Regions from separate parts of the Mus musculus genome. Here region 1 is linked to region 2. The links are chromatin loops, found by intact Hi-C in ENCODE. Cell type or tissue: gastrocnemius. All regions are shown on one strand. Each heading gives the region's core, and the rest is flanking DNA. Links, peaks and the distances in the headings are about the cores only.

The links. Hi-C counts contacts between places; a loop is a spot of excess contacts. Peaks named below come from ENCODE experiments on the same cell type or tissue, not always from the same donor. Only the 100,000 strongest peaks of a DNase experiment are listed, where the experiment ranks them.
Region 1: it touches region 2 in a loop (2.2-fold over the local background); 3 of 42 quality-filtered maps call a loop at or near these places.

Annotation. Positions count from the first base shown.
Region 1 is chr13:49,276,743-49,288,465 of GRCm38, forward strand. It overlaps Fgd3 (FYVE, RhoGEF and PH domain containing 3), which reads right to left. Exons shown (of 18, transcript NM_015759.2): 5 at 10,544-10,680; 6 at 8,952-9,108; 7 at 5,075-5,213; 8 at 4,475-4,533; 9 at 3,310-3,456; 10 at 1,772-1,864; 11 at 795-874. Among named protein-coding and RNA genes, the nearest start is that of E030007A22Rik, 25 kb to the left of the region's middle. In gastrocnemius, for the core only: no CTCF peak of the experiment used is centred there; no DNase peak of the experiment used is centred there; H3K27ac peaks cover 398 bases.
Region 2 is chr13:49,218,711-49,230,433 of GRCm38, forward strand. It overlaps Gm52024 (a long non-coding RNA gene), which reads left to right and starts at 5,790. Exons shown (of 3, transcript XR_003950517.1): 1 at 5,790-6,051; 2 at 11,126-11,222. In gastrocnemius, for the core only: a CTCF peak has its summit at 2,369 (motif pointing right); DNase peaks (open chromatin) are centred at 5,761, 6,216 and 8,990; H3K4me3 peaks cover 963 bases; H3K27ac peaks cover 1,080 bases.

The DNA.
Region 1 (11,723 bases), core at 2,487-10,486, 58 kb after region 2:
AATGACTGATGTGAGAACAGCCAGTATACTATGGGTGGTGCCACCCATTGGCAGGCAGTCCTGGGTCCTATAAGAAAGCAGGCTGAGCAAGCCATGGGGAGCAAGGCAGTAAGTAGTCAGGTTCCACGATTTCAGTTCCTGCTTCCAGGTTCCTGCCCTGACTTCCTTCAGTGGTGGATGTGACCTGGAAGTGTAAGCGACATGAACCCTTTCTCCATAAGTTGATTTCAGTCATAGCAGTAGAAACCATAACCAAGATACGTGCTGTTTGTAATAGCCACGTTTGAGCATGTGTATATACATGTTCATGTGTGTGCATGTGTGTAGAGGACAGAGGCCGATATTGTGCATCTTCCTCAATCACTGTTCATCTCACTTTTTGATACAGAACTTCTTACTGAACTTTGGGCTCATTAATTCTACTAGGGTGGCTAGAGAGCCAGCCTCCGGAACCTGCCTGGCTCCCCGCCTCCACAGCCCTGGGATTACAAACACACACTGCTGTGTCTGGCTTTTTATGTGAGTGCTAGGAATCTGAACTCAGGTCCTCGTGCCATGTGCCAAGCTCTTTACCTACTGAGACATCTTCCCATCTTTGATTTAAACATTTGTGCGCACACATGTGCACGCGCACAGACACAGACACAGACACAGACACAGACACACACACACACACACACACACACACATACACACACTGAATATATTGAAAGGTTATTGCATTCAGTAAAAGAAACGATCCGCTATAGTCTCTGGTTAAAGATGTTCCTGCAGCTGCAGCTGCTGTGCCATACCGAGTCTGAAGCTCCAGGGACCTTTTTCTTCCTGTTATGATGAACGTGCAGGCTGCGTTTGGTTTCACAATATCTTGTACCTGTAGAACACAGAACACAGAACAGAGCAAATGAGTACAGGTCACCATGTTAGCTGGTCTTTAACACACATCCAAGCTCTGTGAATCAGTGGTTTTTTATTTATTTATTTATTTATTTATTTATCCCATGGAAGTATCAGAGTGACTCTACAGGCTCCCAGATCTATAACGTGGGGATTCTGAGGCTCAGGAGAAGAGCAGACCACTGGTCTTGCCCATACAGAGTTGGGCCTCAGGCTCTGTGTTTAGACTGCTGCTTGGCAAATGTACCTGCCCATCAGGCCTCCTTTAGTAGTTGTCCCCAGGCAGCCCTGACCCAGCCTTTCCCTTCCAGCATGCAGGGCTTTGCCTCCTAGCACAGCCACACACCCCTTGGGAGGGATGAAGATCATATAAGATGTTTGACTCTGTCCCTCAGCAGGTGCTTGAGCCCACATGGGCAGGTGCGTGGTGAGTTTAAAGGTGTGCACCCAGACAGAATTGATGGAGTAGTGTCATGTCCTTGTAGGCTCTCAGATTTAACACTCTTCCATGAGCACAAAACCACAGGCCAGAAGAATAGGCTCACACTCCATTCTGAATTTATCACCCGAGTTTCACTTCTAGATCTTTAACTGGGTCTTAAGTCCTGTCCTCACGAAGTGACAGCCTACCTTGTGTCTATGTGACCCCCATGGCTGTAAACTTTAGTCTTAGCCTCCTATTCTCTTCAACCTGAGGTCATCAGGGACTTGGCAGAAAGTATACTCTAAGACCATGGGGAACACTGCCCACTCAAGGCTAGTATACCAGGACCAAGATGTTGTCTCAGAATTCTCTGAGCCTCAGAGGTGGCCTTCAAAGTTATCCCTTATTGTACCCCTTCCAAGGCGTAAGAGGAGAGAGGGACCCACTCACCTGGAGATCAGAGATGTCCATTTTTTCCCGTACACTTAGCTTCTGGCCCATGAGCCTCAGTTTGGGTACACAGTAGAGCATCACATTGTTGAACTGTAAGAAAGATGTCATGGGGAGTGGTGTCACAGGGAGCCCCTCACAAGGGACCCATATAAACTTTATTTAATGTCATAAAGTAAAACATATAATTTTAAAAGATGCACACACGCCTTTAAGCACAATGCTCAAGAAGCATATTCCCAGCCTATCATGGACAGCAATGGTCCCACTAGATACCAGAGACTAACAAACAAAATCCCAGTTCCAGGAAAGGGTTATGTCTTTTGGAGTTGTTGGCCATTGAGATCCCATAAACACCAAATAGTACAGGCTACTGCTAATGTTCTTGGTTACCCTCCAGAGCTTGGTGATAAGATGCTACTGCTGCAAATACCACATATTTAGTCATAGAACATGGAGAATTCAAGTCAGAACTGACCCAAAAGCTTCAACCCCACTGGATAGCTTCTATAGTGTTGAAAGATGCTATACATTTAACCAGAGGAGAGACATAAGCATACATCATACCCAGATGTGAACCCTGTAAGTTACAATAACAACTGGCCCAGCAAGACACACCCGATTATACAATAGAGGCATGAATGTCATGGGAGTGACCAATCACTTTCTGATTGGATTTAAGCTCCATTCCACAAGATGAACCCCATATGTAGTGCTATTATTCAGACAAGAAACTGTGGCTAGGTATGTCATAGAAACTTGCAGAGCTGGAGAGATGGCTCAGTGGTTTAGAACTCTGACTGCTCTTCCACAGGTCCTGAGTTCAATTCCCAGCAACCACATGGCATCTCACAACTATCTGAAATGGGATCTGATGCCCCCTTATGATGTGTCTGAAGACAGCTACATTGTACTTATATACATAAAAAATAAAAAATAATAAACATATCCTGAGTGTGTGAATGTGAAAAAAAAAGGAAACTTGCAAAGATATAGCTACTTATTCAAGAATAGAGGCTGGCCTATGAGTGTAATTCAGTGATCAGGTATTTGCCTAGCAAATGTAAGGCCTTGGGAAGAACCAAGAAGAGGAAGAAGAGGAGGAAGGAGAAGAAAAGGAGGAGGTAGGGGGAAAAGTAGCTATAGAAAGAGAAACTGTGTCTCTTCCTGTATGTAAGGTACTTGAATGGATCTCCCACTATAACTCCTTCCTTTCTTTTCTCTCCCTCTAAACCAGAGCATGGTTCTGGGGACAGTTGAGATCTTGATGTTTGGCTACAATTCTCTATATTTTGGTTGCTGGATACTCCCTAGTTGCAACCGAGGTAGATAAAAAAGAATAGAAATGCTGGATATATGGAACATAAATATTAGATGCTTGCAGAAACCAGTGCAGTGTCATTAGCAAGAGATAGCCCAAAAAACCTATCTGGAAGGCTACAGAAGAACCTCCTCCTTGTGCTTCTGAATCTTTCCAGTTCTATCCAGGGTCTGAGAAGGCAGATGAGGAAGTTCTGTGCCATGGCTGGCTGGCTCACCAGGAAGAGGTGTCGGTCCTGAGTGGTGCCATTCTTGGCTGATAACTTCTGGATGCTGCCCTCCTTGATCAGCTCATTGGCTGGGTTAACGATGTCCTCTTCCCCACCCAGCTGCTCATACACCTCTAAGAGCTTGTGCATTTTCTCCTGCAAGAGACACAAGATCAGGCACCTGCAAGATCACAAAACCTAGGGAACTGCCATGGACCCAGAGGTGAGCAAAGACATGCTCTGCAACCATCACCCAGAGTCCACTGTAACAATGAAATAACTTCCAGTGAAAAGGGAGGAAAACACAGGGAGACATTTGAGCTGGGTATGAAAGGGTAACTAGAAGCTCATTACTCAGAAACTAATAAGTCACAAACCTCTGCTGCTATGTGCCAGAGGCTGTTCTACGCCATTCATATTTTAATTATTTAATTCTGACACATACTCTGCGAAATAAATGTCATGGCTATCCCCAATTTATAGACAAGGAAACTGAAGCATGCAGGAATCAGTTGAGTCCCTATGACCCAGACTGGGCTAATCTACATGTTACTTTCCTCAAGCCTGGTTGGGGAATCCTAATGGCCAAAGGTACAATGGGGATAAAGTTAACAGCTTGTGGCTCTAACTCTTGGTTAGAATTCAACACTAATCAACGTAGAACCGAGCCTGTAGGGACTTTGACAATAGCAACATTGGCTGGGGCTGAATCTGCTAGCCCTCAGGTGTCCAGTTCTTTGAGTTGTGATTTCTACTTGTGTACCTAAAAGTAGGTAGGTCAGGCTGGCCCTTCTTTGTATGGATGCATAGATGCTAGTGGACCAAACAGCACAGGATGCATGGGACCCTGGAGGGTGGGGAAGAACCTATGACCTTGCAGGAACTGGCAGGTATATAGAGGAATCAGGTGTCATTATGGCATGTCCCAGGGAGGTGGAGCATGCATCTGGCTTGCATTGGGAATGTGGGCATAAACCTACCTGGTTTGTACAGAGAGAGGCTGAGCATGTACTTATTATTAGAGGGTACTGGGATATGCACTTGGCATGTCTTGGTATACATGTGCTCACTGACGGGGCCCACCTGGAACCAGGGGTGAAGGCACTTGCTTATATGGTCCACCTCCTCCCTCTCCCTGCATAGTCTTTGCTTCCCTGCAGCAATCTGAACTCACCATCTTCCTAATGGCAGCATTGGAGTGGTCAGCAGCTGTGGAGATGAGCTCCAGGGACCCTGCGTGAGGAGAACTGAGTGAGCCCTGGGCAACGTGGTAATGTAGCAAGTTCTCACTGGAGAGGCTGACATTGATGATGCCATCTTCCAGTGGGAGACCTTGCTCCTACACTTGGCCTTTCTCAGGGTGCCCAGACTGCTCCAGAGATCTGGCACAAAGAAGGGACAAGGCCCAGAACCATTGCTGAGCCTGCTGGGGATAACACCAAGTGAGACCCCCAACTCTCTTACACAGTACCCAGCCCTGTGCTGCTGGCCAGTTACATTGGTCATGACTCCTAAAATAGGCCCATTGCTGGGCCTCAGGTCTGGATGGAGCCAGTGTTTGGCAGTGCCTTCCCCAGATAGGGTTCTCCCAGGTGAGAGGAAAAGACTAAATCACTTTCTTAGTTATTAGTCGCTCTGTCTCTGTCTCTATCTCTGTCTGTTTCTGTCTGTCTCTATCTCTCTCTCCTCTGCCTTCCCATGTGTGTCTCAGCCCAGGGTTCTCAGTCTTCTCCAGAGACCCCCTCTCCCCAGCCCTTCAGCTACCTCTACTTACTCTCTGCATCCTTCCGGTCTGGGGCATCCCTGGGGAGCCTCTTTAGGTAGTCCTTGAGCAGCAGCTCATAGCGGGGGACCCTCTGCACAGGCTCCAGCATGTGATGCTGCAGTGTCAAGTTCCCACACACCTCCTGCTTCTGGGTGGACAGAGAGCACACATAGGGTCACCATAGGATCTTGCCCCTGCTACTGGCCACCACAGTCCCTGGAGGCTGCCTGGTTTTCAAGACATGATTGACATAGACCACATCTTACAGCTGGGGAAATGGAGGCTCAAAGGTGCCTAATGATAGAGGAACTGGAAATCTCTGGGTGGGCAGGCTTGGGTTGAAGAAAACAAGGTCAAGATACTGCCTCCTCCCATGGGAGTCATTAAGACTCATATTCTATCTCGTCCCTTCAGGTCCTATCTCCTCTCTGTCAGGTGGAGGCTAACTGTGCCTAACTTCCCCAGTATCAGTCCTCATGCCTAGAAGCTGCTGGCTGTCCTTCTGCAGAGTCCCTGCATGATGAATGACAGAGAGAACAGGTGACTGCTGCAACCCTACCCCTGCACTGTCCCTGGCTCTCTACACCACCCCTCCTCCCTCCAGATTCCAGCTCCCCCGGCCCTTGCCACACTTCAGCACCTTCTTGCTGCAGACAGCAGCAGTTCACATCCTTCATCCTGCACACAAGTCTATCTGAGACAATGCTAGCAATATGTTACCTCTATGCTCACCTTGGTCTTTCTGCCATGCTGCCTGGTTCTTCTGCCTGCTGACAGCTGAGAGAGCCCACTGTTTCTCCTGCTCTCCACTGCCCTGCCCCCTAGCAACTTCAGGATCCCAGACACCCACACCTTCCTCAGGCCCCAGAACAAAACTTCTGTTGGAGATAGACCCAGAACAGTCTAGGGTCCAACAGGGTCTAGGGATTTGGACTCCAGTCCTTGTACTTACACTGAAACACTAGCCACCAGCAATCTTCTCAGTCCCTAAACAATGAGTTTTCATTTTGTTTTGGTTTTTTTGGTTTGTTTGTTTTTGGAGACAGAGTCTCTCTGTTTAACAGATCCCTGGCTAACCTGGACTCTATTCATAGACCAAGCTGGCCTTGAACTCACAGAGATCAGCCTGCCTCTGCCTTCCAAGTACTTGGATTAAAGGCATGCACTACCACCCCTGGCTTTTTTTTTTTTAATGAAGTTTGTACTTAAGTTAAAAAAAAATCTGAGTATTGGTGCTGGAAAGATGGCTCAAAGGTTAAGAACATTTAAAGCTTAATTCTAACAACTACATGACTAGCAACCATAGGAAACTCTAGTTTCAGAGTTTCTGACATCCTCTTCTAACCACCCTGGAGCTCCAGACATGCACACAGTTCATAAACATACATGCAGACAAAACACTCATACACATAAAATAAAATTTAAAAGAAGTCTGAGTGTAATGTGCTCATTTGAGACTCCAGTGCTGGGGAGGCAGAGATAATCACACATCATTGGCCAGTTAGCCTAGCAGAGTCACAACAAAAGACTCTGCCTCAAAAATCAGATGGGAAGAGATAGAAGACACTCAACACTGACATCTGACCTCGATATGCACATATGCAAATATGAGCATACACACACCTATGTACACAGGCATACATCACACAGACAAATTATTTCAAGCAAGCTATTTCCTGGCTATTCCCAGGGCTTCAAAGCATCTCCCTGCTAGAAACTTAAGAATAAAGGCAGGGGGGGGGGGCAAGGAGGGGAGATTTTGCTCCAGCGAAGTTCACACGGAGGCACAGCCTAAATTGAATCATGGATAAACCACAGATAATCCCAAAACCAAGAGGCAGTAGCCAATTCCCTCAAGAGGACAAGGGCAGAGCCTGTCCTCGAGGGAAGGACTCGACCTGATAATGAGAACAGTGTGTGTCCTAGTTTGGCTTATGAACCACAAAGAGAAAAAAGGCAAAGAAATATTTCAAGTGCATCAACCGGGATAGCTGGTGAGTGTGGGGGCTGTGAGGAGACAGTGCTGTGACAGTCGTGTGGGGTTCCTGATTTCAGTCACCACGTGGGCGTGTGGGAGACACTCTCCATCACACTTGGTGATGAGGGCGGCAGTGTCTGCAGATGAGTTTCCAAAGACAACGGCCATCGTATGTGCTTAGAGATAAAGGTAAGTGGGGCAGAATGTGATGTCTGTAGGCTTTCTTTGTGTGGTTACTCCTGGGTATGCTGTGTGCATGAGTATCTCTGGCTGAAACTAGATCTCATCTAGGCTTGCTCATCAGCCCAGAACTACCTGTCTCCATGATTACCCTCAGCCCCACGTACTAGGGTTCAGACACATGCCACCATACCTGTGTTACCTTGTGTTAGACATCCAAACTCAGGCTCTCAGCTCCTTTCTCTAGCCTTAAGTTGATCACCTTACAAATCCTTGGTAAATGTCTGAATTTCTTTAAGGCTTATAATTTAAAATAGGCTTTGGATTAAGCAAAGGCATTTCCCTCCAGAGACCAAGGGAAACGAGATGGTCATTTGATCCCATTTTGTCCAGGTCTAGGCTTCTCAGCTGTGGACATTTATGGAGGAGAATTTTCTATTGTGGGTCAGCCTGTGCACCGTAGACCTGCCCCAGATTCGACCCTCCAGGTACCGAAGCAATAGCAGTGTCAGTAGACACTGATCAGGTCTTGGCAGAGAACGTCTGAATTGTGCTGAGGCCAAGGGGCAGAACCTTAGGTGTGTTTAGTAGAAACCATCCCCAGGTGGCACCCACTGTTCAGGGACTGCGTAGTACTGAGGTAGCCAATGCACGAAACTGTCATCCCAACCCCAGAGGTGTCTTGTCACCCTAGGACCTGCTGGACCCAAGAACCTGGTCTGCTCTATGTGGACAGGAACAGTGGCCTGTGCTCAGGCTGAACACTGCCCTGCTCTCTGGAGGGAGAGCTGTCCATGGATCTCCACAGCACAGATGAGGCTCATGCTTATGTGAGAGTTCAGTGTCATAGTGTCTCCAGAGGGCTGGCCTGGGGGACAGTGTAGCTGCTCAAGCATGAGGAACTGAACGCAACCCCAGAGCCCATGTAGAAAACCCCAGGTATGCTGACGCAGGCTTGCAATGCCCAACGCTCTGTAAACTGGGTGTGGAGGTACACACTTTTGTAATCCTAGCTCACAGGAGGTGGAGACTGGAGAGTTCAAGGTCATCCTTGGCTACATAGGAAGTCCAAAGCCAGCCAGATCTAGAGACTTTGTATTATTGTTATTGTAGTGGTGGTGGGATTTTTGATTTTGTTCTTTGTTTTGTTTGGACATGGTCTTACTATGTAGTGCTGTCCGGTCTGGAACTTGCTATATAGACTGGTCTGGCCTCAAACTCACAAAGATTTGATTGCCTCTGTCTTCTGAGTGTAGAGATTAAAGGCATGTGCCTTGCCTGAGACTTTGTCTGTGGTGGTTTGAATATGCTTGGTCTTTGGGAAATACTACTATTAAGAGGTGTGGCCTTATTGGAGGATGTATACAGCCTTGTTAGAGGAAGTATGTCACTGTGGGGGGTGGAGTTTGGCGGTCTCCTCCTATGCTCAAGATCTGCCCAGTATGGGAGAGACAGTCCTCTTCTGGCTGCCTTCAGATCAAGATATAGACCTCTATGCTTCTTCTCTAGCACCATGTCTGCCTGTATGCTGCCATGCTTCCTGCCTTGATGATAATGGACTAAACCTCTGAAACTGTAAGCCAGCCCCAATTCAATGTTTTCTTTTATAAGAGATGTCTTGGTCATGGTGTCTCTTCATAGCAATAAAACCCAAACTAAGACACTATGCTTAAAAAAAAAAAAAAACTTTTTGAAGTTAAAAAAAAAATAGTGTGTATGCCATACTACCTGGATGGTGTGGATGACATCCTTAAACTGCGGAGAACGCTGGGTCCAAGTGCTCACCAGCCCCATCGCTCTGTCAAAGTTCTTGACGTACTCGCCATACATCTTCAGGAATGGAGCCAGTTTCTGCAGGATGTCTCCGAGGCGAGGGTTTGTATCCCTGTGTGGAGAAGCACGGTCACTGGATGAGGAATCTAGGTGGCATGGTGCTGATGCCTTGTCCTATGGTGCTAAGCACATTGGTCACTCTCTCTGAATGTTCCCCCATCCCCCACCCCACCCCCACATACACTGTCTCTAAACACATTGACAGCACAGGCTGGGGACCAGTGCCCATAGAGAAGGACTTAGCAATAGTGCTGTCCTTGAGCGGCAGGCCACAGTTATCAAAGATGGTCAGTGAAGTGTCATTCTAAGTGACAGAGTAGAAATGGTGGGTCTACACACTACCACCAAAGCCAGGGAGAGAAGAGGACTTGGCAGGACCAGTGATGAAAACTTCTGAGTAAACTGAGTGAAGAAATAAACTCTAGGAAGCAAACATCATAATCATGATTGTACAGTTATTTCCTCTATGTTAAAACATCCCCTCCAGAAGGGAGGCTCCATAAAACTCAGGAAGTAAAACCTACCAGGCTCAGGAAGTGATCGAAACTTCAGGAAGTTCCTGAAACTTACAAGATTCACAGGACCTCTTCCCAAGGCCATATAAGCACTCACAATTGCATAGGAGACATTTTTCCACTCCACCAGGCTGCCCTCAAGCTGTGAGGGAACTCCTGGAATGCCGCTTTTGTGAGTCCTTCCCTGCTGTGGCCACCTTTAAGTCACTCCAGGAAGCCCAGTGCTTAAGTAACCTCAGAAAACTCACTGTTTCAACTAAGCTGGGATTGGATATTTATTTATTTATTTATTGGTCTATAACTGGTGCCCTGTCTTGGGTGAATAGATGTTGTTCACACCTCCACAGGAAAAACCATCGTCATAATTTCCGATCTTAGAACTCTCTTTTGGAGATTTATCCTTTGTAATTACAAAAAACAAAGGGGAAAAAAAGGCACAGACACAAAGCCACCACTTGGTACTCCTATGAAACTGTGCACAGGGTTTGATTTTATAACTTGAACAATTGGAGATGCAAGGCAAGAGGCCGTGTGTCATCATTACAGGACTGAGGCAATCCTCTGTGAGCTTATGGTAGGGCCTCCAGGGTATGGAAGGAGAAGGCCTGTGCTGCCAGCCATGGACTTTGTCACCCAGCTCTAGTGCAACCTGTTCTGCAGCTTCTGAAGATTGACAAAGTGACCCAGCCACACACTGAGCAAAGGTAGATACAGAGAGACAGAGAGGGGAAACGAAGCCATCAGCATCATGCATTGCTCCCCCTCCAGATGTCAAATCTCATCTAGATCCATAAACTCAAGAGACATCAGTTATGGTCACGACCCAGGAAGAGATGGAGCTGGGGTTGCCTGGAAGGGAAGGGAGACACCCAGTCCTCCATGACAAGGACCCCACCCCCAAGAACCTGCCAGGGTTCCAGGCAGGCGAACTGGAGTTTAGGGTCCCTGTGGGTGGGCATGGACCAGGCTTACCACTCCTCTGTGATCCTCTTCTGCAGCTCGGGCAGGAGGAACTGCCCATGGAAACGGTAGATGGAAGAGATGTTCGAGAAGATGCCGGTGGTGACTTCCAGAGGGATCCCTGCTTCTGTCAGCTTAGTACAGAAAACCTGAGCAGAGAGAGGCCACTGAGTGTGAGTGACTCATACGCCTGCCACATAAGTGGGTTCTTGGGCTTCTTGTATGTGATGTGTGTCTGTGTAGTGTGTGTGTGTGTGTGTGTGTGTGTGTGTGTGTGAATGAATGTGGTGTATGTGTGTGTAATGCATACACATGTGTGTGTATAGTTTTATGTAGGAGAGTATGTAGTATGTGTGTGTGTGTGTGTGTGGTATGTGCGTGTGTCTGTGTAGTGTATGTGTTTGTATGTGTGTTGAGTGTGTGTGGTGTGTGTGAGTGGATGTGGTGCATGTGTGTGTAGTGCATACACCTGTGTGTGTGTACATGTGTGTGTAGTTTTCTATGTGTATAGGACAGTGTGTATGTGATGTGTGTGTGTGTGTGTGTGTGTAGTGTGTGTGTGTGTAGTGCACACACCTGTGTATGTGTGTGTAGAAGCTGTCACTCCTCACCACATTCTCTTGAGGCAGGGTTTAGAGCTAGGTCAGCAACCATCAAATCCCAGCAAACCCTTCTGCCTTTGCACCTCTGTGGTGCTGGGGCTACAGGTGTGCACTTAAAAGGATCTGTTTACTTTATGCTTATGTGCTTTGTGTGAGTTATGTCTGTGTCCCACGTGTGTGCCTTGTGCATCAGAGCCTCTGGAACTGGAGTTACAGATGGTTGTGAAGCCCTGTGTTGGCACTAGAGACCAAACTCAGACAGATCTTCTGAAGATCCACCAGTGCCTCCAACAGCTGAGCCATTGCTCCAGCCCCCAAGTGTGCACTTTTTTACATGGGTCCTGAGATTCAAACACAGACTTATACAGAAAATACTCTTCAATGTTTGTAATGACTAGTTTCAGTGTCATCTGAAAATAGGGAACCTCAGCTGAGAAATTGTCTCCATAAGATCCTACCATAGGGCATTTTTCTTAATTAGTGATTGAAGGGGGAGGGCCCAGCCCACTGATGGGTTGCCATCCGTGGGTTGATGGTCAGGGTGCTCTAAGAAAGCAGGTTAAGTAAACCATGGAGAGCAAGCCAGTAAG
Region 2 (11,723 bases), core at 2,058-10,057:
AAGTGTAAGGGAGATTCTGGCTAGCCTAACTGTGAGGGTTTGAGTTTCACGGCTCAAACACATTCGGTTTAATCCACAAATGAGGTGTGACCAGGTTAGACTGACAGGAGGTGATTAAGGCTCTGCCCTCACCAATGGATTCATCCATCTGTGAACTAATGGATTAGGGGATTAGTGGGGTATGAGGAATGGCTTTGTAATGAAGGAAAGCTTACTGCTTCTCACTATGTCCTCCACTGAGCTGTCCAGCAGAAAGACCCTTGTCAGATGTCTTGAAGACACTGGCTCCATGCTCCCAATATGTAAACTAAGCTACCCAGACATGAACACCAGCTATCTCATCTGCGGTAAACAGTTACAGCCAGAGAAAGCAGGCTGAGACGGTGACCTCCCGTAGTCTTGCTGAGGGCAGGCCAAGGTGGTCAGACGCATAGGAAGACAGTGTGGAGGAGGAACTCCATCCTATATAGAGGGAGGGTGGTAATCTCACACAGGGGGGCGTTTGTTCAATCTAAACTTAACAAGGAGATGTAGTTAGCCTAGGAACCCAACTAAAGTTTGGTCAAGCAAGAGTCAGTGTCAAGATCTCATCCTGGCAGTCCCATTCTGTAACCATGACAAATATCAGAAAATAAGCATGATCCCAGAACTCGGAGAGCTGGGGCAGGAAGAGTGATTTTGAGGAGAGTCTGCTGTATGAGAGCAAGAAACTTTAAAAGTTGCACAGAGACGCTCATTCTCTTTAGGGTAATTTGTACCAGAAAAGTGAAGCCAGCCCCACTTTTCACCACCCCCTCCTTATACCTAGCCCCTTCCGTGCCCCTTCCTCATCTGTTAGCTCTCTCTTCCAGATATCCAGCCCATTTCCCACCTCTGTGGTCGCCGTTTCATTTCTAACCTGGATGGTGGCAGCTACTTCCTCACTGGCTTCTTTTCCTCTCCTGTCCCCACAGCTGCACTTTACATGGCAGCCACAGGAGCTATGACTGTAAGGTGGACTGCTACCTGGGGGTTATGTCCTTCCTGTTTCTCCAGTGGTTCCTGTCTTTTCCAGGCCTTCGTGCGTCTGGGCTTCCTTCCCATACTGTTCCTCTGAGATCCCCACTGAACGTCCTCTCTACTGTGGGCTTGGTCTCAGCCCCGATATTACCACCTCGTGTGATCTCTGAGACCATCTCACATGACACCGTGCTCCCAACTCCAGAGCACTGTCACCTCCTGAGGATGATTCCCTATACACACCACATGGCTAGCATTTGTTCAGTAGTCATTTAATGAATGTATATTAACAATACAGTGTATAACTGAGGTTTGGGACAGAAAGATAAGAACACATACTGTATGACAGGGCTATTGGGCCTTTCTGAGAGGATGAAGCTAGACAAAGTGTCCCCAAGCTGGAGGTAGGGTACATGATCCTTGGGTATGGGTGGTCTGCATGGCTGAAGGTGAACATGACCATATGAACAGGCAATGGTGGCTCGAGAGGGCCTTTATGCAAAAGATAGGACATCCTCTACATTCTCATGTGGCCAGAGGACACCACCCATTCATTTATCTCTTAATTTATTCAATAAATATCTCCTAAATGCTGAAGCCAGAACCAGATCACAAGGACCACCCTTCCCCTCTACACACACACACACACACACACACACACACACACACACACAAATGCGAGGTCACAGACACACCTCTGTGTAGGTGCTAATGATTGCTATGACGTTGAGTCAGAGCAAGAGGCAGAAAATGCTTCAAGAGGTTGTCAGCATGCAAGATGGCTCCGCCGAGCCTTGTGGTATGGTCATAATAATGTGTGGCTTCCCTCCACAAGGAACCAGGATCGTCCATGTGACACATGTGTAGCTTGGGGGAGATTGTATGACTTTTCAGGCAGGCAGGATCATTTGGAGGGGGGTATATTCTTTGGAGAAGCAGCTGCAGTTGTAAGGTTGAACAAGAAGTCCTTGGGTCCCAGCCACCAACCAGTACCAACTCTGGTGAGGGAGTCAGCTTGGAAGTGGATCTTTAGCCCCAGTTGAGGCTTCAGATGAGACTACCTAGCCAGCTGACATTTGACTATGGCATCATGAGACCTTGGGCCTGAACTCTGACCCCACTGTTAGGGAACTCTCCTTTCCTTTCCTTTCCTTTCCTTTCCTTCCCTTCCCTTTCCCTTTCCCTTTCCCTTTCCCTTTCCCTTTCCCTTTCCCTTTCCCTTTCCCTTTCCCTTTCCCTTTCCCTTTCCCTTTCCCTTTCCCTTTCCCTTTCCCTTTCCCTTCCTTTCCTTTCCTTTCCCTTCCCTTCCTTTTTCTTTTATAGCGGTCTGCCTGCATGTGTGTTTGCAGACCAGAAGAGGGCACCAGATCTCATTATAAATAGTTGTGAGCTACCACGTGCGTGCTGGGAATTGAACCTCCAGAAGAGCAGTCAGGGCTCTTAACGTTCTGAGCCATTTCTCCAGCCCCCAAAGGCAACTCCTTTTCTCCAAACTCCAAAAGTCATCCCAGAACGCTCAGTCTGGACTACAGGATTTCTAGTGGAGGAACTTGAGAAGATGGATCCTATCTACCAAAAGAAGTCATTTCCCTTACCTCTGGCAAAAGGCACCTCTGATTAGCATATCAAAGCTCCTGCTGGCCACAGGCTTGCCAGAGTATCACAAGTACCTTTTACACATTTCAGAGTCCATCTTAGCTAGCATCCTTCCCATGACCTACCCTTCTCAGCTTGCTTCAGCTCACAAGTTCTCTACCCACAGCTACTCATTCATCTTATTTTTTATTTTTATTTTTACATTTATTTATTTTATGTATATGGGTGTATACTATCGCTGTCTTCAGATGCACCAGAAGAAGGCATCAAATCTCCATTACAGATGGTTGTGAGCCACCATGTGGTTGCTAGGAATTGAACTCAGGACCTCTGGAAGAGCAGTCAATGCTCTTAACCGCTGAGCCATCTCTCCAGCCCCTCATTCACCTTATAACAGCTATCTTTCACTATGTTCTCTCTCTCTCTGTTTCTCTCTCTCTGTTTCTCTTTTTCTGTTTCTCTGTCTATCTCTCTGTCTCTCTCTCTGTCTCTCTGTCTCTCTCTCTGTCTTTCTCTCTCTCTCTCTCTCTCTGTCTCTCTCTCTCTGTCTCTCTCTGTCTCTCTCTGTCTCTGTCTCTCTCTGTCTCTCTGTCTCTCTGTCTCTCTGTCTCTCTGTCTCTCTGTCTCTCTGTCTCTCTCTCTCTCTCCTTCACCCTCTCCCACTCCTCAGCTCCTGCCTCTCTCCCTGGCCAGGTCCAGTCTGCTGATCACATTCAGTCTACTTCATTCTCTCTGCTCTGGACTCTTCCAGATGTCTCTGGCTGTTCTCTCTCAAATCGACAATAAAAACCTTTCCCTTCACCATACCTTGGAACAGTCATGTCAGTTGATACTCATGGTATCAAGACCTGGGAGGAGCACAAATGGACCCCTTTTCACCCTCTCCTAACTGAACTAAGCAGCTGATTTGGCTCTCCTAAGTTACAGGTAGTTTGCTTCTGCTGGCTTCTTCTGCCTGCCATACTGAACTCCAAATTTTAGAGTTCACCTCTTCAGCTGCTGCTTCTCTCCACCTTCTCTCTCCTGGTGTCACTTTGGAGTCACCTGCTCTGTCTCTGTCAGCTTCTGGAGCTTCCTCATGCTACAGAAGTTACACTGATGCACCAGGCAGCGTCTTTCATCCTACTGAGCATCCATCCTACGGAAAGGGGTGCCTCTCCTTTGTGATTTGGGACACTCCTCTCTGACAAGACTCTTGGTCTGGTTGAGGACATCCCAGATAGGAATTCTTGTCACCAGGACACTCTTCTCTTTCCTATCCTTAAGCCCCCTCCCCACATATCCTCAGTTCACTCCTGGAGCTTGCTCTCTTTTGCCACCCCTCCCCCTATTCTGCCCTTGGTTGCTGTCTTGCCAGCTCTCTCTCTCTCTCTCTCTCTCTCTCTCTCTCTCTCTCTCTCTCTCTCTCCCTCTCCTCTCTCTAAGAACTTACTTTATCTCTAGCCATGGCTAGGACTTTTTTGTTTGTTTGTTTTTTGAGACAGGGTTTCTCTGTGTAGCCCTGGCTGTCCTGGAACTCACTCTGTAGACCAGGCTGGCCTCGAACCCAGAAATCCTCCTGCCTCTGCCTCTGCCTCCTAAATGCTGGGATTTAATTTAAATGCTCCCCGCCATGGCTAGGATTTTAAAATCTGTAAAATCCGTAACAAGTCAGCTTAAAACTTGTAACAAAAAGTGTCCATAGATTTTTTAAAAAATCTATACATAGGCAATCTTAATTTGCTACGGCATACTGCATATGTTACTTAGATTCAATTCTTGTATTTGGAAAATAGAACTTCCTAGCTACAAGTGTTTGATTAAGGTTTATGAATTCCTCAGGTTATAAATGTCTCCTCAGGTGAACAGAAAGTGACTCAAGATGGATGTCTATCCACTTCATGACTCTGCTAACTGTGTCCAACACCAGGCTTCTAGAAAATTTCAGGTAAGAAACAACATATGTTTGATGAATGATATGTTTGATAATTAAGGTTTATGAATTCCTAAGGTCTATTCAGGCTAGCAGAAACTGAGCTGAAGATGTGTCTGACCTCTTTGACTTCGCTAACTTTGTTAGGTTTTAGCTATTTGGATAAAGTGAGTCATACAAGAATATGTGATATTCTGTAATGGTTACACCTCTAAAAGATCAGGAAGTCAGTTTCCCAGCCTGCTGGTGGAGTACATGTGGCTTAAAGCTTTATTTTTATGCTAAAGGATCTTATTCAAAAATTTGAAGGTTCAAACTTAACAAGAATAAAACTATAAAATCCTAATCTTATAAAAGCTACTAACGTGTTGTAAACTGTTAAAGGTAATGAGACATGCAAGTCGATGGTCAGTCACCTTATACATGATGAAATTCTTTAACGTGCTCAGAACTATGCTTGTTGTCCTGCTAAGGGAAAAATTTTAGCCTTCTGTATGTATATACTGGCAAGGTTAAGCCTGAAGAAGGTAACTAAAAACAAATAAGTGTTTGTTTAAAACCAGGTACACTTAATCCATTAGATGTTGTCCCTTAAGCTCCCCAGAGAGATCTGCTGAATATGGCCTTCAAGGTGTTTAATGAAAAAGGCTTCCCCTGATAGGTAGAAATACCAACCTCTGGTAGCAGGAGCTGAGGTTATTTCTAAAGAAGATGGGCAGCAATGGACTGGAGTTTACTTCAACGGTGCTGATATTGAATGTTGGGTCAGCCCCATGTTTAGTCTGCTGCAAGAGCCCTAGACCAACTGTGGACATGTTGAGTTGATTGTCTAACCCTGCGTTATAAAAATAAGTCAGTTTTCCCAAGTTCCTCCTCCAGAGAAAAATCTCTCAGCTCTTCTAGGTCTGGCATCTGAAGGCTGATGCTAGCCTGTGTGTAACCAGAGGACTTAATGCTATCCTGTGTAACAGTTCAAGACTGATGGCCTCTGCCCGGGACAGAGCCATCAAGATCACCCTGGACAATCCATGGCTGGCTGTCTAGGTAGAGGGTAAGTCTCTGTCATTTTAAATGATACAGAGACCATTTGGATTATAGTCAAACTTATCCTTCTCACATCTCTATGATGGTGTTGATAGCAAGCTGTAGCTTCATCAGCTTAGCAGACCTCTGCCAGACTGCTCCTCATGCCAAGGTTGCAGTGTGGATCTGTGTACCAGGGGCTTACACGGAGATCTCTGGCCCCGCCTGGTGCGAGAGAGTTCCAGCGAAGCCAAGCAAGTACAGGCAGGGATGGGAAGTCTTCCAACGCTTCTGCTGCTGCCGTTGGCTCCACCTCCGTCTCTGCCTGCCTTCCAGGTTACTTGTTTACTCCTATGAGAGGCGGACTAGCAAGTGAGGAGTGCAGTGGAGCTTCAGGTGGCACTTCCGGAGATCAGAGCTCTTCCCAAGTGACAGCTCTTAGGACAAAAGGCTTGGATGACGGAGCAGCTCTTGCACACCTTTAATCCTTCCGGATTAGGATTCGTATATACAGTTTTGGGGTGGGTAAGGTTCTGACAACAGGTACTTCTGATTGGTTTGATCTGAGAGCTTTGTGGAAATCTTATTTGCAAGTGGGAGGGCTTGGTTCTGCTTCTATGTGACTGATGGCCACATGCCTCTCTGTGGGGGGCTGTGGGAGGCTGTAGCTACATGACGGAACCGGGGGACCCAGGAGGCCTGGCCGATCTCCCCTGCAGGTGGAAATCACCACCCACTGGGTCACCAGGGTTCCAGACCTTTGTTCGACTGGGGACCAGGCTGTCTGTGAACAGCCCAATGCCCCACACTGCAGCTGCCTTGTCTATATGTAAAACTCTCATTTGTAAAATTCAGGCCTTGCTGTTTCTAGAGCTACTACTAGGTCTCCTGAGAAAGGCAGGCTCATGGACAGGTTTACCTTGCTGACGGGTGTTACATAGAAAAACAGGTTTCAGTGTAAAACCAAACTCAAGCTACCATTCTACTATTACTAAAGTTTTATTTTTTAACAATTCCTTTATTAAAGGAACTTGCATTTCAGTGACTACTCTCGATCATCAACTACCCATGTCTTGTGGTTAAATGATTGAATGGAAAAAAAGGGGGGGGGGTTTAAAGTTTAAGTTATGAGAGTCTCAGGAAGTGAAACAGGTATGTAAATATGAGTTGTGGATGTCTAAGGAAGTGATTTACGGATGTAAATGCAAGTGGTAAAGGTCCCAGAAAGTGATTTAAGGTATGTTTTAAAAAGAGACTTAAAGATGATTCATGGTAGTAAGACATCAAAAGTTCAGAGTTTAATGTATTAATGTAGCTCTGCTAAGCTATTAATCTAGCCTTAATAAAACTCTGGCTACCATTATCATAATCACAGGCTCAGTACCTCTCATGGTGCTGAAAACATCTGTCATATACCTATAGATCTATATATCATATATAGAAACTCCAAAAGGCAGTCCAGCGGGCTCCCCCTGGACTCTGGGAAGATTTCTGATGGAGGAACTTGAAGCTGGTTCCCATCTACCAGAAGGAGCCACTTCCCTTACCCCGGGCAGAAGGAACAGAGGGCTGTCTGTGGTGCCTATTAGCATATCAACACTCCTGCTGGCCGCCAGGCAGAGTACCGCACCTACTTTTTACACATTTCAAAGTCCAGGCTAGCATCCTAGTGAGCATCCTTCCCATGACCTACCCTACTCAACTCCTTTCAGCTCACAGGCTTCTCTCTCCCCACCCTCTCTCCCTGGTATTCTCCCCTCTCTCCCAGATAGCCTTGGCCAGGTCCAGTCTGCTGGCCACATTCAGTCTACTTATTTCTCTTCTGCTCTGGACTCTTCCAGATGCCTCTGGCTGCTCTCTCGCAAATCTACAATAGCATCCTTCTTCCCTTTAACTGTACCACAGAGTGGTCCTATCCTCAGTTTATACACCTACAAAACAACAGAGATAAGTGATTCTTGTCCGTGCATGCATACACAGTACTGAGTTTACAACACAGGGCCTTGTGCAGACTCACAAGTGCTCCCCCACTGGGCTGTGTCAGAGCACTGAGCTGGCTGAAGCGAGGTGCTATGGGATAACTGGGGAAGTGTTCTACAGTACATGCTGGATCCAAGAGTGGCCTCTGCATCTGTGAGGTGTCCAGTGTAGCTGGAGTTGAAGCAAGGGGTCCAGCAATAGGAGTCATATCAGGAAGCCACTCAAAGATCACGTAAGGATGTGCAGGCCGCGCAGTTGTGAACTCGAAGTTTGAGGGATGGTGTCTTGGGGTTAGGGTGGGCTTACAGAGCTCTGTCCTGGTTTGTCAATTCTCTAGATAAAGATAAACAAAAGAACAGAAAGTTGAGTCTCAAAAGAAACATGGCCACACATGTGATGTGGCAGCATCACATGTCGTAACCGAGAGGTTGAATCCACTCACGGGTCTGCTAGTGGATGATAGCAGCAACCGAATGTGGCACAGGAAATGTTGGAATACTTTTCAGCCTTGTTAGGGAACCAGAGAACTGAGGATGTGGTTCATTAGAGAGCGTCTTCCTAGAAGGGACCCCGGTTCTGATCCCTAGAAATACATAAACTGGATGTGATAGCGTGTGCCTATAATTGTAGCACTTGGAATGTAGAGACAGGAAGGTTGTTAGTTCAGGGTAATCAATTTAGGGATATCTGGGCTTCATGAAAACAAAGTCTCAAAAAGAGGGTTAGGGGTTGTACTGGCTGGTTTTGTGTCAACTTGACACAAGCTGGAGTTATCACAGAGCAAAGAGCCTCCCTTGAGGAAATGCCTTCATGAGATCCAGCTGTAAGGCATTTTCTCAATTAGTGATCAAGGGTGGGAGGGCCCATTGTGGGTGGTGCCATTCCTGGGCTGGTGGTCCTGGGCTCCACAAGAAAGCAAGCTGAAAAAGCCAGGGGAAGCAAGCCAGTAAGCAGCATCCCTCCATGGCCTCCCTATCAGCTCCTGCTTCCTGACTTGCTTGAGTTCCAGTCAGTCCTGATTTCCTTTGATGATGAACAGTAATAGGAAAGTGTAAGCTGAATAAACCCTTGCCTCTCCAATTGGCTTCTTGGTCATGATGTTTTGTGCAGGAATAGAACCCCTGACTACGACAGAGGCGTAGGAGCTGGGCAAACTGTGTTGGTGTGGTGCACAAGTAAAGGTGGTCCCTGCTACTTTATAGACTGAAGTAGGGTAATCTCTTGAGCCCACAAACTGGAGGCTATCCTGGGCAAGGCAGTAAGACCCCCCATCTCACAAACTAAAGACCAATATAGTACAGGGTCCATGGTGACTTGCAATGATCATCTCAGCTATTAGGGAAACGGAGGCAGGAGGCTATGAATACAAGACTAGCCAACCACATAATGAGACAGTGCCTCAAACTGAACGTTAAGAGAGGCTGGGGCCAGAGGAACAGCTTGTCAGTTAAAGTACCTGCTGCTCTTGCAGAGAACCTTCCTTAGTTCCTGGCATGGTTCACAACTGTCTGTAAGCTCCACCCCAGGAGATCCAGTGCCCCTGTCTGATTTCTGTGGGCACCAGGCACATGTATGGTATTCACACAAAACACTCATACAGATAAAAATAACTAAATATTAAAAAAAACATTTTATTCACCAAATTGTGGGGTGTCTAGCCTCTGCCATCTTGATTGCCACCAGAGGTCATGAACCAGTGGTTCCTTAGAAGAACCCAGAGCCTTTTGCTGTCCATCCAAACCCTGGTTGATAGACTGAAGTTCTGGGGAAATTGAGCTGTTTGGGACCAGTATCTAGATGCACTATGGCAAAGCAGACCTGACCTGGGGCTGAAGCCATAGGGCCTACAGAATATTGCACTGAGCCTGCCTGCCTACATGCCACTACCCTTGACCTCTGACCCTGGAAATCTGCAGAACACAAGGGCATCGGGACAATGGTGTCCACGTAATACCTGAGAATGTAAAATACCCAGTGTCTTTTTTAGCTGGTATGGGTATGTATATATGCGTGTGTGTGTAGGTGTATATACATATACATGCATATATATATATACACACACACACATACATACACATTCATTCTATCAGGTATATGGTTGTTTATGTGAAAAAATTATAACCATGGCGTCACTAGGCAAGGAATATCTGAGTCTAAGGGCAGCTGTGCCAGCTTTCTCTTGCCTACTTCTCCGGGCTCTTACTCATGGGTCAACATGTCTTTCATACCTCCAGAAGGAGACGGGACAAAGTTAACTTTTCTCAATGGCCAGAGACAGGCCATATCCCAAATTGTGGGAGCTACACGCATGTATAATTTTTTAAACATCATGGGTGTGTGCACGTGAGTTCAAGTGCCCACCAAAACCAGAAAAGGACTTTGGATTCCATGAAGCTGGAGCTACAGAGGGTTATGAGGCAGGCACCAAGCAGGGATCCTCTCTGAGAGCAGTGTTCACTCTTAATTGCTGGCCTGTCTCTCTAGCCCTCCTTCTAAGGGATGGATGGGATACGCATGTGCTATGGTGTACATGTAAAGTCAGAAGGTAACCTGCAGGAGTTGACTTTTCTTTCCCCTATGTGGCTCTGGAGGATTGAGCTACCAGGCTCTGTGGCAAACAGGTTTACACACAGAAATATCTCACTGCACTGCAGGAGATATACTCTTCATTGGCCAAGACAAACTTGGGACTCTGAAGTGAGAGAGAACCCCGGAGTCTAAGATACAGTGAACTCAAAATTCATCTTAAATGATGTAAATTATGAGGCATCTCCAACCAGGAATGCATTGTGTGCACACATACATAGCTCGCTGGAACCAATCATTCCCTTCAGAGTGAGGTCTGAGGCCAACAAGTTAGGGTCTGTTTTTAGTTTTCATTTTTATATTTTAAAAGACAGTCTTACTATGTAAATCACGCTAGGCTTGCACTTGCCATGCTCTGCCTTGCCTCTGACTTGTGGCGAGTTGCTGGGATTACAGCCCCAGAGGATGGTGAGGTGGCTACCTGTATTGCTGAAAGTACTTTTAATAATTTCATATTCTGGGCTGGAGAGATGGCTCAGTGGTTAAGAACACTGGCTCTTCTTCCAGAGGTCCTGAGTTCAATTCCCAGCAACCACATGGTGACTCACAACCATCTGTAATAGGATCCGATGCCTTCCTCTAGTGTGTCCGAGGAGAACCACAATGTGCTCACATACATAGAAATAAATAAATCTTTAAAAAATATATTTTCAGGGCTGGAGAGATGGCTCAGCGGTTAAGAGCACTGGCTGCTCTTCCAGAGGTTCTGAGTTCAATTCCCAGCAACCACATGCTGGCTTACAACCATCTTTAATGGTATCTAATGCCTCCTTCTGGTGTGTCTGAAGAAAGCAACAGTGCACTCACATAAAATAAATAAATATTTAAAAATATTTTCATATTCTAGTGTGCAAAACTATATCTGCTTAAAATGTCTCAGAGTCTCTTTAAAAGAACCCTGGTCGTGGCATGGCTTTTTGGGACCTCAGTTTCTTTCTACATAGCTCTGGCTATCCTGGAACTATGTAGAGCAGGCTGGTCTGCCTCCTGCGTGCTGGGATTAATAGAATGTGTCATCATGCCTGGCAGGGCTGGCGTTTATAGATCTGATTTGACAAGTTGCTGGCTTCCAGATGACTGTGATAGCTTTGACTTGGAGATTGAACTCCCAGCCACATGATGTTAGGTAAGGGTTCTACCACTGAGCTGCGGTGGGGTTTAGGTTGGGTTTTTTCGTTTGTTTGAGATGGGGGGGAGGGGTGTCTTGCTATGTAGGCTAGCCTCCAGCTCAAAAGTGATCTTTTTACCTTAGCCTCACGAGTGGCTAGGACTATGATTGTAAACCCAACAGATGGCTTTAAAATATGTCTGCCACTTCTGCTTTCCCACACCAGTGAAGCCCAGCTGGGGTTTCCTGATGAATAGAATATGGGGGGGGGGGAAGAGACTTTCAAGGCAAAAGACTGTAAAGCAACAGCTCCCATCTGGAACTCACATCCCATCTCACCTTGGAAATCAGCCTCCAGGCTATGCAGATACTGGGGTGGGGTGGGGGGCTGTGGAAGGCAGACTATTCCCACTAAGGCTTCAGAAGGTCTCCACTGACTGCCAGCAGCAAACACAGACCTGTGAGTAACCAGAGCTCAGTGACTCCCATCTCTCCAACAAGCTCAGGGCTCCATGGGGT